Regions from separate parts of the Homo sapiens genome. Here region 1 is linked to region 2. The links are chromatin contacts, found by Hi-C or POLR2A ChIA-PET in ENCODE. All regions are on one chromosome and are shown on one strand. Each heading gives the region's core, a stretch centred on a gene start or an enhancer-like site at or near the end of the contact. The rest is flanking DNA. Distances are from core to core; before and after follow the strand shown.

Region 1 (3,235 bases), core at 353-2,852, 45 kb after region 2:
CCTAAATTAACTTGACTAAACAAACAAAAACAAAAAGATCCCAGGTTCAGCCAATGAGCTCCTTTTTTTTTTTTTGAAATGGAGTCTTGCTCTTGTCACCCAGGCTGGAGTGCAGTGGCACAATCTCAGCTCACTGCAGCCTCCACCTCCCAGGTTCAAGTGATTCTCTTGCCTCAGCTTCCTGAGTAGCTGGGATTACAGGTGCCCGCCACCACACCCAGCTATTTTTTTTTATATTTTTAGTAGAGATGGGGTTTCGTCATGTTGGCCAGGCTGGTCTCAAACTCCTGACCTTGTGATCTGCCTGCCTTGGCCTCTCAAAGTGCTGGGATTACAGGCATGAGCCACTGCACCCAGGCTGAGCTCCTTTCTTTTGGAGCATATTTGGTCTGCTTTCTCTCTAGCTTCAGCACCTGAAGTTTTTGCTGCTCCTGCCTCAGCTCCAGCCCCGAATGACACCTTTCACCTGGTTCATGGAGACTCAGGTCTGCTGTCATGCCCCTAAGCAGGACTAGATGCCTCTCTCATGTTGTAGAGCATTCTCTCTGCAGTTCTGTAGAAAGGTGGTAGTCATCGGAACCAACTGCTTATTCTAGCTTCTCTGTGCCAGGCTCTGTTTTAAAGGCCTCACGTTTAGCCATTCACTCAGTGTTTTCTGACAGCCTTCTAGGATAGGTACCGTTATTTGGGTTGATGTAGTGCTTGGTCAAATGCAGTATAATGAAGGGATCAAGGAGGGGGCAATTCCAAGCAAAACCACTTGTTCATCCATCCTGAGTCTAGGAGATTTGGAAGATCTAAAGAAGTAGCAGGCAATTATTGTCACCCTTTTACAGGTATGAGGCACAGACAGACCCAGTCATTTGCTGACATCCCTCCACTGAACTGGGTGCTCGTCCTTTTCACTCACCCAGAGGCTGAGCGAGTGCCTCTCACCCACCAAGCTCTGTTGAACTTGTGCCTTTGCCGGTCTGTGGTCCTGCGGCCGTCTCATGAGCTGCAGAGTAGGTCTGTGTGTGTCTCTCCTCAAGCTACTCAAGCTGAGGCTTTGTGTGCATGCCTGCCACATACCAGCCATTCCGTGAGTGTTAGTGGAACAGGTGAGTCAATGAGTCAGGGAGTAAAATTTGTGCTTTAAAAGTAGAACATGTCGGAGAGAACCTGTACTGCCTTCCAGCCATCTTGCTGTGAGAGGACAGGGCATGGACTCTGGAGTTTGAAGGCTGGGTCAGGTCATGCTCTGGATTCTTTACTCACTCGCATGGCATGTCCTTAGTTTCACTTCCCTCACTCTCAGTGGAGCCGTTGCAGCGGGCAGTGTCAGAGGCAACATCCATTTAGCACTGCCGATTTGACCCCCAGCCCCATCTCATACTGGCCTCCCACCCTGCTTCTGTGGGGTGCCTCAGAGGAGAGCAAGGTGAACCCCAGTATGGAACCGAGACACGGTTTTGACAACACTGTTGATCCCATTTGGAAAATCCAGCTATGTGATTAACCATTAGTCTCTCTGCCTCTGCTCTGATGTAAGTGGAGACCACATCCTTCCTGCCCCTTCTGGGGCTGCGACTGCTATAAATTCATTGCATTTCCTCTCTAGCTGTTCCTGAGGCTGGCATCTGGGTAAGTCCAGCTCCGCGGGGCAGTGTGGGCGACAGGACCGGGAGAGCAGTGGGGGAGATTGTGTTCAGAGGGCAGAACTTGTCCTGGTTAATGCACTAGGAATTTCTTCTGGCGTCTCCAAGGTTGTGCTTCAACAACATTTCTGGAATGTTCTTTTATCATTATTTGGGCTCTACGTGTGCAAGTTCGTGTGTGTGTATGTGGCGGGGGGAAGCGGGGAGGACAGCGGCAGCAACCATAGTTTACACCCACGACTTCAGCAGATTTGCCCAGTATCCCTCCCAGGGGAGAAGATGGATGGGATATACAGAAGGAAACAAACCTCCTTAAAGACCAAAGGGCAGCAGATTTTTGTGCTGGTGTTAGGGTGGAAGGAGCACAGAAGAAAGGCAGAATCCTGATGCAGATGGAAGGACTGATGGGGCAGGAGCTGGGAGGGTATGCGGAGCTAATAGGGCTGTCTGGAGAGCAGTCACCTCAGGATGGGCAGGAGCTGGGAGGGTATGCGGAGCTAATAGGGCTGTCTGGAGAGCAGTCACCTCAGGATGCACAGGGCTGGGTTTGCAGGGCTCAGGAGGCGAGGAGTAGATAGGCAGGAATGGAGATGGGACGGGAGAGATGAGTGAGTCTGAGGCATCTTGACATTGAACTGCAGTCACAGAAATTCCAATTTGGAGAGCTCCACCGTTTTCCAGGCTCTCTGCCTCCCTTGAGTGTTATTTATGGCTTTAGGTTGAGGTGCTTTGCCAAATAGAGTATAATCAAGGGATCAAGGAGGGAACAATTCCAAACAAAGCCAACTTGTTCATCCATCCGGACTCTAGGAGATATGGAAGATCTAAAGATACAGCAGGTGATTGCTAGTTTTTGTGGAACTCACAGTCTAGTTGGGAAGACTATGTTGGTGAATGCTGCAGTGATACACCTGTGATAAATGCTGGGGAAGTGTGTCTTTTAGTCATCTATTTTGTTGTCTTTGTCTTTGTCTGACTGAAACAAGTGATGGAAGACATGGTCTCATATCTCTGGTCAAAATCCTGGCTCTGTTCCTTCCTGGTTCTAAACCCCTCGGCAGGCTTCCTAGTCCCCCTAAGACTCAGTTTATGCATCTATAAAATGGGGCTAGGAATAGGTGCACCTCATAGAGCTCTGTGCAGGTTAGATGGGGAAAAACATCAGTGAGTGCCTAGCCTGTGGAAAGCTCTAAATTAATGTGAATTATAATGATAACAATTGCGAATTTTGCAAGGAGACATTAAAGGATGTATGTTTTTATTTATTTTATTTTATTCTATTTTATTTTTTGAGATGGAGTTTTGCTCTTATTGCCCAGGCTGGAGTGCAGTGGTGTGATCTTGGCTCATCGCAACCTCCGCCTCCTGGGTTCAAGCGATTCTCCTGCCTCAGCCTCCCGAGTAGCTGGGATTACAGGTGCCTGGTACCATGCCCGGTTAATTTTTGTATTTTTAGTAGAGACGGGATTTCTCCCTGTTGTTTGGTGAGCCTGGTCTCCAACTCCTGACCTCAGGTGATCCGCCCACCTCGGCCTCCCAAAGTGCTGGGATTACAGGGATGTATGTTTTTATTATTCTCCATTATGCACTCCCAGCTT
Region 2 (3,320 bases), core at 808-3,307:
TAGAAGTTACTATTTATTCCTAATTAGATGGGGAGGAAAGTCTTTGAAGAGGAACCTCTACTTTACTTTTTACAGATGCCAAGAATCTAACTACTCCCAAATTCTTCCCCTTCTGCTGGCCTGTCAGGCCCCAGGTTCCTTGGACTCCTGGCTTCAGAAGAGCTAAACAGTTTTGGTGATCCTGCTCACAGCGCCAAATCTGTAGGGGCCAAGAGAAAGCTGCTTCACTCTCTGAAGTTTTGCTGCAAAATCAACTGACAATAGGCAGATTAACAGGGAGATAAGCATACAAAATTTTATTTTAACTCACATAGCATGGGTAATTGTAGGAGAATGATTACTGTGCCACTGGCTTTTTTTTTTTTTTTTTAAGACGGAGTCTCCCTTTGTCGCCAGGCTAGAGTGCAGTGGCGCGATCTCCACTCACTGCAACCTCCGACTCCCTGGTTCAAGTGATTCTCCTGCCTCAGCCTTCTGAGTAGCTGGGACTGCAGGCATGCGCCATTACGCCCAGCTAATTTTTGTATTTTTAGTAGAGACGGGGTTTCACCATGTTGGCCAGGATGGTCTCCATCTCCTGATCTCGTGATCCTTCTGCCTGGACCTCCCAAAGTGCTGGGATTACAGGTGTGAGCCACCGTACCTGGCCCAGTATCTCTTTTGTTACTTGGTTATTTCACTTGGCATAGTGTCCTCAAGATTTATCCCTATTGTCCATATAACAAAATTTTGAATTTTTTTTTTTTGAGACAGAGTCTGGCTCTGTCGCCCAGGCTGGAGTGCAGTGGTGCGATCTCGGCTCACTGCAAGCTCCGCCTCCCGGGTTCACGACATTCTCCTGCCTCAACCTCTGAGTACCTGGGACTACAGGCGCCCGCCACCACGCCCGGCTAATTTTTTGTATTTTTAGTAGAGACGGGGTTTCACCGTGTTAGCCAGGATGGTCTCGATCTCCTGACCTTGTGATCCACCCGCCTTGGGCTCCCAAAGTGCTGGGATTATAGGTGTGAGCCACCGCGCCTGGCCAATTTCGTCTTTTAAAAGCTGAATGAGTATTCAGTTATTTGTGTTTTTCAAATTGTCCTTATCCGTTTTTTCATCGAGGGAGTTTGGTTGCCCCCACTGTATTTTAATGCAAAACAAAAGGAAAATTTCCCAGGTTGAGAGGAGCAGTAAAGCCTGAAGTATCACTCTCTGCCCAGACCTCAGTGGTGGGCTTGCTTTGAGCATTCTTAGGCAGCCCCACTTCCCTTAGGCACTTCCCTTCCCTTTGTTGATTAAAGAAGAAACTGAGGCAAAATTAATATAAGTGGAGTTTATTTGGGCCAAGTTTGAGGACTGTAAGCCGGGAGAGATAGATTCAAGTTGCTCTGAATATATCCTCCAATTAGCAGCAGTTGCAAGTGAGTTTTTAAAGGATGAAAGAGGCAGTTCCTCAGCTGTTTATAAAAAATTTACATTAAAATAACATAAGCTATTGGTTAGCTATACATTTTTCTTTGTATCACAAACGCTAGCAACATGGAGATAATAGGTGATGCAGCTAGTCAGGAACAAAATGCCTTTAAACAACTGCCCCCGCCTTGCCCCCGCCCCCCCATACTGCTGTCTCTCTGAGCCTGATAAATTTTGTATGCCTCCCGGGGAATTGTTTGAACCCGGGAGGCAGGGGCTGCAGAGAGCCTCGATTACATCACTGCGCTCCAGCCTAGGTCACAGAGCAAGACTCTGTCTCAAAATAAATAAATAAATAAATGTTGTATGCCTTACATAACTCAGAATGTTCTCAGCTACTCTCTCTTCTCACCTCCAGGAATGGGAAAGTGAAGATGCACTCCCAGTGGAGGAGGGTTTATTATGGCTCCAAGCACAGTGTCTGCTCTTACTACTCATTAGCAGTCGTGTAGCCTATTCTAAAATTAAAGTGTCTCGAGTGGGACAAATCCTGAAAAGAATGTTTTTTACAAGTAATGTGCTGCTACTGGGGATTCTGGGGTGATCCATCCTGGGACAGTCATCCTCTGCACCCTGTCTGGCCTGGGGCCAAGGAGTGATCTTGAGCAGTCACTGCAGTGGCTAACCCTGGAATCTAAGGCCTGCCCAGAATGCACATCCAGAAGCCCTAGAATGCGGGGGAAAAAGCCGTATTTGCACATCCAGAAGCCCTAGAATGCGGGGGGAAAAGCCGTATTTGCACATCCAGAAGCCCTAGAATGTGGGCGACAAAACCGTATTTGTGCTTCTGTTACTGGAAAGGGGTCCCAATCCAGACCCTAAGAGAGGGTTTTTGGATCTCGCACAAGAAAGAATTAGGGTGACTCTGTAAAGTGAAAGCAAGTTTATCAAGAAAGTAAAGGAATAAAGATTGGCTTCTCCACAGACAGAGCAGCCCCAAGGGCTGCTGCCTGCCCATTTTGATGATTATTTCTTGATGATATGCTAAACGAGGGGTGGATTATTCATGTCTCCCCTTTTTGGACCATACCGGGTGACTTCCTGAGGTTGCCATGGCGTTTGTAAACTGTCATGGCGCTGGCGGGAGTGTAGCAAGGAGGACAACCAGAGGTCACTCTCGTGGCCATCTTGGTTTTGGTAGGATTTGTCCGGCTTTTTTACTGCAACCTGTTTTATTAGCAAGGTCTTTATGACCTGTATCGTGTGCCTACCCCCTATCTCATCCTGTGACTTAGAAAGCCTTAACTGTCTGGGAGTGCAGCCTTCCAGGTCTCAGCCTCAATTTACCCAGCCCATGTTCAAGATGGAATTGCTCTGGTTCCAATGCCTGTCACAATTCTGCGGTATTCCAGCCGTGCAGGTGCTGCGGAGACGTGGCGTCCATTCCCGGGACTAGTGGGAACACGCACATGCACATTTAGTAAAGGGTGACCGTGGAGAGGCACAGGCCCTGTTTTTTTTTTGTTTGTTTTTTGAGACACGGTCTCGCTTAGTTGCCCAGGCTGGGGTGCAGTGGCGCGATCTTGGCTCACTGTAACCCCCACCTCCTGGGTTCAAGCGATTCGCATGTTCCTGGCCTCGTGTGATCCACCCGCCTTGGCCTCCCAAAGTACTGAGATCGCAGGCCTGAGCCTGTGATCCGGTCGCTCCTGTCGTTTTGTTTGTTTGTTTGTTGTTGTTTGTTCGTTTTTGTCGCCCAGAGCTGGAGTACAATGGCACAATCTCAGCTGACTGCAACCTCCGCCTCCCGGCTTCAAGCAGTGCTCCTGCCTCAGCCTCCCGAGTAGCTGGGATTACAGGCGCGCGCCACCACACCCGGCTAATTTTTGTATTTTTAGTAGAGACGGGGTTTTACCATGTTGGCC

The links. Hi-C counts contacts between places; a loop is a spot of excess contacts on that map. ChIA-PET counts read pairs that join two places held with the same protein, here RNA polymerase II (POLR2A). Pooled maps may share reads with other maps.
Region 1: a map of CD14-positive monocyte shows a loop between it and region 2 (4-fold over the local background). The contact joins the promoter of NLRP3 here to the enhancer-like site in region 2. A Hi-C loop is called at or near these places in 2 of 168 maps with a recorded cell type or tissue (both CD14-positive monocyte), 1 of 37 single-sample maps with no recorded cell type and 9 of 50 pooled maps. POLR2A ChIA-PET finds 5 or more read pairs at or near these places in 5 of 52 experiments (AG04450, CD4-positive, alpha-beta memory T cell, T-cell and 2 more).

Annotation. Positions count from the first base shown.
Region 1 is chr1:247,414,571-247,417,805 of GRCh38, forward strand. NLRP3 (NLR family pyrin domain containing 3) reads left to right here and starts at 1,603. Exons shown (of 10, transcript NM_001243133.2): 1 at 1,603-1,623.
Region 2 is chr1:247,369,359-247,372,678 of GRCh38, forward strand. All of the region lies in intron 1 of ZNF496-DT (ZNF496 divergent transcript), which reads left to right. Among named protein-coding and RNA genes, the nearest start is that of ZNF496-DT, 39 kb to the left of the region's middle. Within about 2 kb of position 2,058, at least 2 of the 41 ENCODE cell types and tissues checked have a DNase peak (open chromatin) inside an H3K27ac peak, as active enhancers do.